Regions from separate parts of the Homo sapiens genome. Here region 2 is linked to region 1. A link is a contact called in ENCODE Hi-C data. All regions are on one chromosome and are shown on one strand. The core of a region is the stretch at or near the end of the contact, and the rest is flanking DNA. Distances in the headings are between cores, read along the strand shown. Region 1 holds the start of ZBTB11 (zinc finger and BTB domain containing 11). Region 2 holds the start of CBLB (Cbl proto-oncogene B).

Region 1 (5,970 bases), core at 1,409-3,908:
GTCGAGGTGAGCAGATCATCTGAGCTCAGGAGTTCGAGCCCAGCCTGGCCAACATGGTGAAACCCCGTCGCTACTAAAAATAGAAAAATTAGCTGGGCGTGGTGTAATCCCAGCTACTCTGGAGACTGAGGCACCAGAATCGCTTGAACCCGGGAGGTGGAGTTGCAGTGAGCCGATATCGCGCCACTGCACTCCAGCCTGGGCAACAGAGTGACTCTGTCTCAATAAATAAATAAATAAAATAAATAAATAAATAAATAAACATCGTCTCAGGTTTTTGCCTTTTAAGACACTGCACACTAAAAATTAAAAAAAAAACAACTGGATTAGAATCACTCACAGATAATGAACTTAGAAAAAGAAAAATTCTGAACACAAAATACCACATAACACTGGGTTAAGAAAAGTGTGAGATCACAAAGGTCAGCTGTGTGACTTTTGTTGTGTTATTTAACATCCTAGTGCTTTTAGTTTTTTCATCTGTAAAACAGATAGAGGCTGAAAAGGGAGGATCATCTGAGCCTAGGAGGTCGAGGCTACAGTGAGCTGTGATCGTTGTCACTGCACCAAGCAAGACCCCCTACGCTCTGTCTCCAAAAAAGGGAGATAAGTATTAAGGTTTTATGAAGGTTAAATAAATGTCAAGGGCTAACGACTACATCCTGCATATACAAGCTTGATCAATGTTACCTATAGTTACAATTATCATCTTTAACAAATCCTGAAGTATTAAATCTGAGACATTTGTTCAACAAACTAATGTCTACCCAAACCCATCCAAACAAAATGCACTGATTACTTCATTACCTCATAATTTAATCTTCGCATTTGTCTGTCCTTACAGGAATTTAATTCAGATATTGGTTTAAAGTGGAAAATAAATGGAAGAATTTGATTATCCAATAGTTCGTAAACGAATAAACTTGATGATGTTTATAAACCGAAAAGAACTTTAGAAACTATTCAGTAATTTCGTTATTCACAGACGAAGTAACCAAGATTTGAATGAAATAACTTTTCTGTAGCCATATTGGAGAGTGACAGCACTGTTCCTAACAAAATTTCTTAAATGGGACTATAAACTATTAACTAATTCTGACAGTTTGAATATTCATTAACTGTGGAGAGTGAAGATGGTTAAGAAGCCAAGGACACTTGCTATCCTCCCTTACAACTGGTTCCCAAGGAGTCAAGTAACTTCAGAGCTGTATTTTTTGACAATCAAAAAGTCACAGTAATCGTACCTTTTCTGCGTATATACAATGCTACACAGTTCCCAAACGCGTTTTTCACATCATTAGGGGAAAGATTATTAAAACATTCAGAGTTACGAATATCAAGCTGGGCGCCGTGGCTCATGCCTGAAATCCCAACACTTTGGGAGGCCGAGGCGGGAGGATGGCTTGAGGCCAGATGGAGACCAGCTTGGGGAACGAGGCGAGACCCGTGTCTACTCAAACACCCCGCCCCCGCAAAACCAAACAACAAAAACAGTAACTGATATCTTTTACATTTACTTCTTGTTCTTAAAAAAAAACGCTCAAGGCGATTTCTCAATCACTCCTTATCACTTCTGCAAATAATTGTATTATTCCTTATTTACGCAGCAGCGGCAAAATTTGAGGAACACTAGCGAATGTGTCCAGAGCAGCTCATACTCGCTCGCCAAAACCCAAGCGCAGCACTAAAGAAACGGGAGACCCGGCTTCGGGTGACTCGTCCCCCCTTCCAAACGTCAGCACAGTCGAAAACGTGCACCCCGCAGCCTCCACTGCCGCGAGCCACACGCCACCTCCAGAGGGCCGGGGCCTACAGCCTCAAGGGGCCGCCCAAGGAGGCGGACCTGGCGCAGCCCAGGCGTCCGGCCCCTCCCCGCGGCTGGCCCGGCCTCCGGGGAAGCCCCCTTGGTCCCACCCAGGGCCAGGGCCCGCCCCCAGCTTCGCCGGCCTCCTTCCTGTGGGAAGTGCGGCTCCTTTCGCGTCCCCCACCCTCTCGGCTCCGCCTGGCAGCAGCTCCGCCGCCCAGAGGCGTCCGAGACCCTCCGACTCGTGGGTACGCATAGGCCTCGCCAGCGAGCCTTGCCCAGGCAACGAGTCGCCAGCCCGCCCCCTCGCCGCGGGCTAGGTCTCACCTCGCCACCAGTACGTCTTGGACAAGTAGTGCCAGGTCTGATGCCGGGTGTGGTGAGTGCCGCCGGGACCCAGGTGCGCCGCCTCGATGAGGTCCCGGCGTCGCTCCGGCTGCAGCACCACCTCCAGCTCCGCGAAGGTCTTGCGGTGCCGCTGCCGCCGCTGGTAATACAGAGTCCCGCCGCGCACCACGTAGCAGGCGGCAGCTTTTCGGATTTTACGCTTGACATTGCCCTCGGTGCCCGGCGCATACGGCTCGCGCTCGTTCGTCAGGTAACGCAGGATGGCCCGGTAGCTTTCCTCGCTTGACATCGCGGACCGCGGCTCCCTGAGGGCGCCTGTCAGGGACAGGTGAGGAAAACGGCCCGCTACCTACGGGCGGCTGCAGGAGGAGCGGCGGCACCGTAGGGAGAAACGGCTGCGCCTTTGGCGAGCGCTCTTCGACGGCTCCCTTAGTCCGAAGGAAAAGCGGGCGAGTTGGTAACCAGGGGGAACTGCACTTCTCCAGCGCGCGGGATCCGCTGGCGACTGACAAAATGGCTGCTGCACCACCGGAAGTGACGCAAGGCAAGGGCGGGGACTGAGCCCTGATTGGAGCGCACTCTCGTTTTCTGGCTTGATGGAGCCGATCCAGTGACGTCAGGAATGCGGGTGGACATTTTGGAAGCGGGTAGGACCCTTCACTGCAGTTCGAGGGAGTCTTTAAGCAGACATCTTAAGTCCTGGCAGTTTCTCTTTTCATTTTTCCCTTTTCCACGCTTTCTAAGGAGCCACGTGTAGGGGGAGCTGGTGGACAGTTGAGAGTTCAGCCGAAACATCCAGAGGGTTAGGAGTCCGTTTTTACGTTTGAGACTCCCAACATCATAAAAGCATATTTTCAGGCTTCTGGAAAAATATTAGTCTCTTGACACGGGACCAGAGACAGCCCATTTACATGGAAATTTAGATTCCAGTTAACAGTTATAAAATTTTCAGTGCCTCCCTCAGTGATGAGTTATTGTTTCTAAACTTGCACCTGCTAGCTCCAGACTACTCAAGGAAGAGTCGAGATTCTTTTGGAATTATCAGCATTTATAGTCAATGTTATTGCGAGTGGAAAAGGGGGTCGGTAACACTATTTTAAGGCTTTATTTACATATATTTTTACACAAACGTAGGGGAAAAGGTTCTCCATTTTGCACCAAATATATATGAGGGTGCAAGAAGGGGAGCGGACTTGAGCTGCGTCTCCCAGTGCGTGCTGAGGATGCTAATACAGGTATTTAGCTGGTAATCCCGGAGCAGCGACCCCGGTCACCCTTTCCTGGGACGAATCTGCAGCGCTCACAGGGGCCCAGGGCTGACATCCCTCCTCGGGGACTGGGGTTGGACACTGTCGCCGCTTTGCTAAAGCCAGAACATTTCAGGCCGAGGGCTCCAGCTGCAGACACGGCCTAGTACACTTCTCCACCGGAGGGTCTGTAGTCTCTGGGTGAGGCCCTTTGACGCTCCTAGAAGTAGCTGACGGGCAGACAGGTGAATACAGTAGGCTCGAAAACAGAATCATACAGCCAGCCTCTGGTGTTAGGGGCGTGTTTTTGTGTGTGTGCACACGCAGTAATTCCCGGATGGCCCGGACATCCTTGAAAGATTCCAGGTGCGGGGACATGAGCTCTCAAGGCCCAGAAGAAAAAAGAAACTACCAGGCTTGGGATCTACTTAGTTGCTGAGTTTGCCACTATAGCTCAAAGGAGGAATTTAAAAATGGAGATGCACCTCTTTCCCCCATGGGGTCGGGCAGTGAGAGCAGAAGACCAAATGCACCCTCTGCGAACCCAGGAGGCTGGTCTACGTGTCAGGCCAACCCCACTCTCCTGTCATACTGTCTTTAAATATTTTGGCCGGGCGCGGTGACTCACGCCTGTAATCCCAGCACTTTGGGAGGCCGAGGCGGGCAAATCACGAGGTCAGGAGATGGAGACCATCCTGGCTAACATGGTGAAACCCTGTCTCTACTGGGCCTGAAGTCCCAGCTACTCGGGAGGCTGAGGCAGGAGGATCGCTTGAACCCGGGAAGCAGAGGTTGTAGCGAGCCGAGATTGTGCCACTGCATTCCAGCCTGGGTGACAGAGGGAGACTCCGTCTCAAAAAAATAAAAAAACTAAACATTTTAAGTTAATTGATATTTAATATTAAATATTTAATATATTAAGTGAATACATTCAAATCTGCAAACAATACAGCTAGGTTGTAGAAGAGTTAAAAAAATCCCTCCACTCAGTTTTTGCCAAAACACCACCTGTAAGCACTGAGAAGCCTACTGATGCACGCATTATCCTTTGGGCCAATAGAAACAAACGTTTTAATAAAATGCTTTCCCAGTGGTCAAATTGTCTTCCTGAGTAAAGCTAAACTTGCTGTAGTGAGAACAGGTAGTGTTTATTTCTAGCTTCTTCTGGGTCCCAGGTTACCTAAGACCCAAGGGTAATGACAATGGGCAGCTCCACTTTATTAAAAGCCAACATTTAGCCCAGACATTTTATTCTCCAAAAATCAGCAAGCATAGCTTTACATTCAAGTTGGGTATAATGACTTTATTTTCCCAGTAATTCCCTAAATAAAACTATTACAAAAAATGACTCTTCCCAGTGCAAAATCTTAACATTTTGCTTTTATGAGCAAAAGCCTGTATTTTACATATTTTTTTTTTTTGAGACAGAGTCTCGCTGTCGCCCAGTTGGAGTGCAGCGGCGCGATCTCGGCTCACTGCAGGCTCCGTCCCCCGGGGTTCACACCATTCTCCTGCCTCAGCCTCCCAAGTAGCTGGGACTACAGGCGCCCGCCACCACGCCCGGCTAATTTTTTGTATTTTTAGTAGAGACGGGGTTTCACCGTGTTAGCCAGGATGGTCTCGATCTCCTGACCTCATGATCCGCCCACCTCGGCCTCCCAAAGTGCTGGGATTACAGGCGTGAGCCACCGCGCCCGGCCTACATATTTCTTATATTGATTTTAGTTTACATTTTCAGGTTCTCAAAAGGACTTACTCATTTTACCTGTAACACTTGGACGTCTGAATGTAACATGCACTAGAAAAAAAAAAATTCTATCACCTTGGATAGGATAGTGATGGAGGAAAATGTTGACATTGACTATATACTCTCACCTAGTATTCTGTGTAAAATCATGTTTCCCTAAAGAGGACTCTGATTTGTCCAGTTGCATCCTTGCAACTTGGCACAGGTTGGCAGGTAAAAATGACCTTTCTGTAGAAGTAGAAGCCTATTCTTCACATGTAAGTTTTGATTACTATTTTATCACATCTTAAATATATAAATCTCAGGCTGGGCGTGGTGGTGCACGCCTGTAATCCCAGCATTTTGGGAGGCTAAGGCAGGCAGATCACCTGAGGTCGGGAGTTCGAGACCAGCCTGCCCATGAAGAAACCACGCCTCTACTAAAAATACAAAATAAGCCAGGCATGGTGGCACATCCCTGTAATCCCAGCTACTTGGGAGGCTGAGGCAGGAGAATCACTTGAACCCAGGAGGCAGAGGTTGCGGTGAGCAGAGATCGAGCCATTGCACTCCAGCCTGGGCAACAAGAGAGACTATCTCAAAATCTCTTGAGTATCAGTTTATTCAGACATTTTTGTAGTTTAACACAGCTCTGGCATGCCCCCAGCTCAACAAACTACTCCGGGAATTTAGCTAAGGATACTCTTTATTCAAGCAGTAGTGCTTTTCATTTAGATATTACTTTCTGAAAGCAAGAGTAGATTAATACAGCTGAGAGTTTTTAGCACCTTCAACTCAGCTATTAGCAAATGGTAGGTGAGATACCAATGACTACAAGGAAACCA
Region 2 (5,764 bases), core at 2,282-4,781, 4.2 Mb after region 1:
AAGTTTCTCAATTGGAGAGACTAAACCTAAACCCACAGAAGGGTTAATAAAATAAACAATAGCAGATGTTTAACTATCAAATAACCATCTATTTTACCATAACTCATGGTGAAATAATTAAAAGTGAATAAAACTTATGTTAACAACCAGTTACAGACCAAAATTGTGTACATCATTTTTAATGTTTCAAAAATAATGATTTTATAGTAACTATAGCTCACCACATCCTTATATAAATCTTTTTGATTTGATGTCCTAACACAAATGTACAAACACTGACCACTCAAAGTTGGAGGGTGGGGGAAAAAGAACAGCCCCTTTATAGAATCTGAACCATTTGCTGTCCACTTACGTAGCAGATAAGTTAGAGAAAAACCTTGAATTCCTTCTCTTACCCCAACTAATGATTTAGGCAGTGAGAGTGACCTTCAAATGCACACTCTTTAGCAAAGACAAGATAGGCAGCATTGTGCTTGACAAATATATGCTATTTTTCCAATTGAATAGTCCTTATTCTAAAGTATCCAATGCTAAAATCAAAACTGAACCCCAAGCAGCAAGTTGCAATATTCTGACACTATGACATCATTCTGTCTGGAGCACTTTAATATAACAATTTGAATAAATTGGCAGAAGCGTAAATAGGTCACACTGAAGCCCAAAACTAAGGCTATTTATCTGGCAAAAATATTCTGGCTCTGCATTTAGCACCATTGCCTGTAGAATGACAGGCCAGTCATTCATCTGTGTGTCCCTTCCATCAGAATAAATGAAAATAATGGAAATCTTGTCACATTCATATGTTGCTACTACTACTGATAGTGGCTTTTATAGCCAATATTTACAGACAGGAGCAAATCAAAGCAAAGATGAATGTTATCACATGATTTCATGGATGCTTTGGCACATCCTTACACAGAAATTTGTTTTTAAAACCTCCATTTCTTCAGTTATAAAGATACTGAGTCTTGCCTCAACTAAACTTATAATTGGCCCCAGATATCTATGAAATAAAGTCATAATGTGTTCCAAACATTTACTAATAAATCCAGGACAGTGCTACTGCTTCAAAAAAAAGAATTATTAATTTTTGCAAAGCAGCAAGCTACATCTTAAATTTATTTTATAATCATACTTAGTAAGGTAGGATACTGACAGCTACAGTTTCTGAGTAAATCTCTGTAAGGTATTCAGATTGACTTCTCTGGATACTGACACCCATCATGATTTCTTCTTGTGAAATTATAGTTTGTCTGAAAGCAACATGCAGAAACCACAGAGGTTTCTGATACTCTCAGCCTCACCACCCCCAACATAAATTTTCCTTTCACAATAAACAATGTGCCATCGAAAGGTTTCCTGTTTCAAAATGGAATAGTAGATGAAAGAAACTGTTAACTCTCCCATTAACAACAAAAAAAGTTTCTTAATGAAGATGAATTCTCAAAGATGAAAATGGAAACTCCCTCAACTACTGCTTCTTCACTTAAGAACTAATCTGTTTCTTTCCCCAGTAAATATTTTCAGTATCATACCAGATGATTGTCATGAGTGGTCAAAGACTTAAATAACCTGCTGGTACTCTTTTGTTATCTAAGAGCAACACAACCTCACAGAAGACAGAACAAACACTTCCAAGCATTCTATGGCCATACACCAACAAAAAGCAGCCAATGGTAAAACTTTACATACTGAGTCATGTAGAGGAACTCTGAACCTTAAAGAGTAGAAAGGATGAAAGGTTAAAAAACAAAAAAGTCTTTGAATCCAACTTTTCAAAAAACACAGAGTTGAAGAAAAATGATGAATTGAAATCAAAAGATTGTTGCCATAACAATGGTTGGTATTAATTAACAGTATAAATAAATCTGGAGAAACCACAGACAAAGTGAATAGTGTTTCGCACAGGCAACGTCAGACAGAACTTACCACTTTGTCCATGAGCTTCCAAGTCTTCTCCACGGTCCTGCGATCTGCGGCAGCTTGCTTAGGGGGTCCAACTGCATCCTGAATAGCATCAATAATACCCAAAATTCGACCTTTTCGGGGATTTCCTCCTCGACCACCAGGGTTTCTGCCATTCATTGAGTTTGCCATCTGGAATTTTAGTTCTTTAAAAGGCAGATTTAAAAAAAGAAAAGTTAGTTGGTTTTGAAAATATTTACCCACCAGAAAACTAGAGACTAACTTGTACCACTGCATCTTCCTCCATCGATTAGAGCAAAACCAAAAGTTCCGGATTCATCTTTATCAATAAGCTTGTGAATTTACACTCTCAATCTTTACACACAGTAGTTTTAAGAGCAGTGATCCTAGATTTGCTTTTACAATACTAAGAGTTAAAGATGCATCCTGCTCACGTTTCAAGTAGCTAAGGCTGAACTAATACTCAACTCATAAAAAAAAAAAAAAGAACAAACAAAACTTAAACAGGTTTCCCCCACCTAGATAAAAACAGAATGTTCTTCCCCTCCTGCCTTAATTCCAATTCAAAATACCAGAACAACTGAAGGTCCTATCATACATTTTGGGAGCCTTACGCAGAAACTTCACTTTCACTCTGTTAGATTTCTCCAAGTTACATAAACATAAAGATTATCCTACACAAACGTAAGGGACAGCTCTGTTGTCAACAAAAGCGCAGGGCATGTCCCACACTAAAACCACCAAGTACGGACACACGAACACCTTTCTTTAAATCAACGCGGTGAGTCGTTATTCCCAAGAACCAAATGAAATTAACACACAAATAGCCCATTTGAAAAGAGAAAAGAGAAAAATGACAAGAGCGGCCACGGAAAGGAGGAGTTCACTTCTCTGGCTCCTCGCCTCTGCCCTCAACCCAAAGCTTTGTTTCAGGACGCCTGTGTCCCTTCCCTGCTCAGGCCCCTTCCCGGCCCCTCGGGTCTGAGCTGCAGGAGGAAGGTGGACTGGGAGGGGACAAAGTGTCCCTCCCGTGCCCGCAGCACCGTCCGTCTAGGGCGCGGGAGGGACACTGTGGGCTCGGCGCCTGGGTGGACGCGCCTCCCGGCCGCCTGCTGCAGTCCTCACCGCCGTCTGCCTGGACGCCCTCTCCCTCCTCCCCGGCCTGCGGGTTCTGGTCTTTAAATGCCCCACTTCAAACTGGACGGCGGCGGCAAAGGCAGCTGAGAGCCAGGGCTGTCCCCTCTTCCTCCTTGGCCCGCGCCTGGCTACCCCGGGCCCCCGGGCCGGCAAGAAGTGTGGAGCCTCCCCGGCGACCCCTTCCCTTCTTGCCTTTCGGCGCCGTAGCTGTCCAGAGACACGCGTGTGCGCGGGTCCCACTCCACACGCACGCAGCCCAGTGTGTGTGGGGAGCCCCGGCTGGGAGTGGGATCGCTGAGAACAGCTCGCTCCCGAAGAAGGAGCAACCCAGCGCGCAGGCCTCCGAGACGTGGAAACGCAACAATTACCGTCAAGACAAATCCACACCCGCTCTCCCCTCCCGCCCGACTCGGGGAGGCCGCGGGACGCCGCAGCAGCACTAGCAGGAGGAGGAGACCGCTCGCTGGACACCCCACCCCTGTGGCACACACAGGACCCAGGCTCGGGGCGGGGCGGGGCGGGGGCGGGGCCGGGCGCCGCTGAGCCAATGCCGCGCAACCGCGCACTGCCCGACAGCGGGTGCAGCCAATGGACGGGAGGCGCCCGTCCTCCTCGCGCTGCCGCCCCGTCCACGTCCTCCACAGTACACAATGGCCCCAGAGGAAGGCCCGCTCGCAGCACGTCAGAAAGGAATTGGACTCGGAGAGAAATGAGGGGCCTGGACTCTCCCGGGAACGAAAGTGGAAACGGGAAAGGAAATGGACGAAGGGATGCAAGGCACGAAGGAGCTAACCAATAAGGGGTGGCAGGTGGGCGTGAGCGTCGGGACCGGGAGCCAAAGCCATCTGGGGCTGAAAGGCGGGACTTCCTGCTTCGCTTACCTTCCTAGTCTTTTGTTTCATAGCAACAGAGTAGTGGCTGGAAGGGTGTTGCTTCTCCGCTCTGGGCGGGTCCAACGCTGGAGAAATTCATCTCCCTAGGGCTGCCAAACCCTTCTACCCAGGACAGCAGCCAAACAGGTCTATGACGTTGCTTCTTGTTGGCTATCAAAAAGAGCAACAGCCACTGAGCTTCTAAAATGCAGAATAAATCTCACAGAGAGTAGGCTGGGGTGACATCTGAATGCCAACTGAAACTTCCCAAGTTTCCGAGTTTCTCTTTTGCTGTTAGTTTTAGAGGGATTGCAGACCAAACATCAGGCTGATGAAAAAGCAAATAGTTGACAACGCTGGCCAAACAGTCTCTGCTAATCATGCCAAAGCAATAAAAGTACCAGATAATGGGAATTGCTGATAAATACCTTGCACCTTTTTACTTAGTGCAAGTTTCTGCCTAAATGACTGAGGAGGAGACAGCTACTGTGTTTTGTCGGAGTCACCTTTACATAGATTTCTATCCATTTAAAAACAACCTTACTGTAGCTGCCATTCTCTACCAGCATTGTTACCTCTTTCTGTGGCTCCCTTCTTTGTGCTCTTAAAAAGGCCGACATCTGGCTAGTCTTTAAAGGAGAAAGCTACTGTGCTGGGACTTGTCTTTCAGCAATATCATAGGTTAAACAAATGCCTTCCATTTATTTCAGTTTACTTCAATCCCACCACTCATGCTACCAACAATTGCTCTGGACTTCATACTTTGGAACTTTCTTTCCACTACAGTTGATAGCGTTTATTACACTTTTCAGCTTGGACATCTCAGATGTTCTGATATTTTACATTGGGTTTTTTGTTTTTGATTTTGTTTTTTCAAATCTTGCTCTAACCACGTAACCTGATAAAATGTTTCTCAATGGTTCTAACCACTTTCTAGCAACTAAGAATTTTAATACTGTAATTATTACTATGAAGGATCCTGAGTTTTCCTTTACAGCCTTGAATTTACATGGTTAAGATTTTAATTTGACGAAAACAGAAAAAAAATGTGCCTTTGCAACCAGTCAGGTGATAAAGTGTGATTCAGGAAGTAATTTTGTTTCCTTGTCATTATTTCTGTGCCAGTAATTAAAGAGTAGTTCCTTGTTTTCACATTGCATTTATCTACAAAAGTGCTGGCCTCTCCATATCTCCTCCACCCATCCATATCTCTTTTACTCATAGTCGTAGTAGCTACATTTACTAAGGGGAGACTGTAAAAGAAAAAAACTGTGTTACCTTTAAAATAAATTTTAAAAGAATTAATGTGTAGAAGCATGTAGCAAAACAGTGGCTTAAGGGAACATTATAACTAAGTATATTACTTATATTCATATCTGGATAAATGTAAAATACCCAAAATACATGTTATAGCATGTGCCATTCCTTTTATATGGTGTTTTGCAACTGAAAGAGATGAGTTAATGAGAAAATGGCATTGCCTATGGTATCAAGCATATCATGTTGATATAAATTACAAGTTTTGAGGTGTATGGTTTGACGTATTTTGAAATATATGTATGTGAGATACGGTAGCATCCCTTACCACTTATTTGCCATCTCACTTTCCTTGGTTCTAGTTACCTGTGGACAACCAGGGTTTGAAAATAGGTGAGTATAGTACAAAAAGATATTTTGAGAGAGAGAAAAATACCACATTTATATAACTTGTATTACAGCATATTGTTATTATTTTATTAATAGTTATTGTTATTAATCTCTTACTGTGACTACTTCATAAACTTATCATAGGTATGTATGTATTGGAATACTCATAGTATATATAGCGT

The links. Hi-C counts contacts between places; a loop is a spot of excess contacts on that map. Pooled maps may share reads with other maps.
Region 2: a loop to region 1 is called in a map of CD8-positive, alpha-beta T cell, with 34 times the contacts of the local background. The contact joins the promoter of CBLB here to the promoter of ZBTB11 in region 1. A Hi-C loop is called at or near these places in 3 of 168 maps with a recorded cell type or tissue (CD4-positive, alpha-beta memory T cell, CD8-positive, alpha-beta T cell and sigmoid colon) and 11 of 50 pooled maps.

Annotation. Positions count from the first base shown.
Region 1 is chr3:101,674,474-101,680,443 of GRCh38, forward strand. It overlaps ZBTB11 (zinc finger and BTB domain containing 11), which reads right to left and starts at 2,659. Exons shown (of 11, transcript NM_014415.4): 1 at 2,132-2,659. The coding sequence starts at 2,441. It overlaps LOC124906262 (endogenous retrovirus group K member 5 Gag polyprotein), which reads left to right and starts at 1,972. Exons shown (of 3, transcript XM_047449415.1): 1 at 1,972-3,765. ZBTB11-AS1 (ZBTB11 antisense RNA 1) reads left to right here and starts at 1,957. Exons shown (of 1, transcript NR_024407.1): 1 at 1,957-4,744. RefSeq lists a silencer at 1,711-2,080 and an enhancer at 1,797-2,351.
Region 2 is chr3:105,865,481-105,871,244 of GRCh38, forward strand. CBLB (Cbl proto-oncogene B) reads right to left here and starts at 3,532. Exons shown (of 19, transcript NM_170662.5): 1 at 3,256-3,532; 2 at 1,930-2,111. The coding sequence starts at 2,097. RefSeq lists enhancers at 1,404-1,453, 1,484-1,533, 1,654-1,743 and a silencer at 3,501-3,730.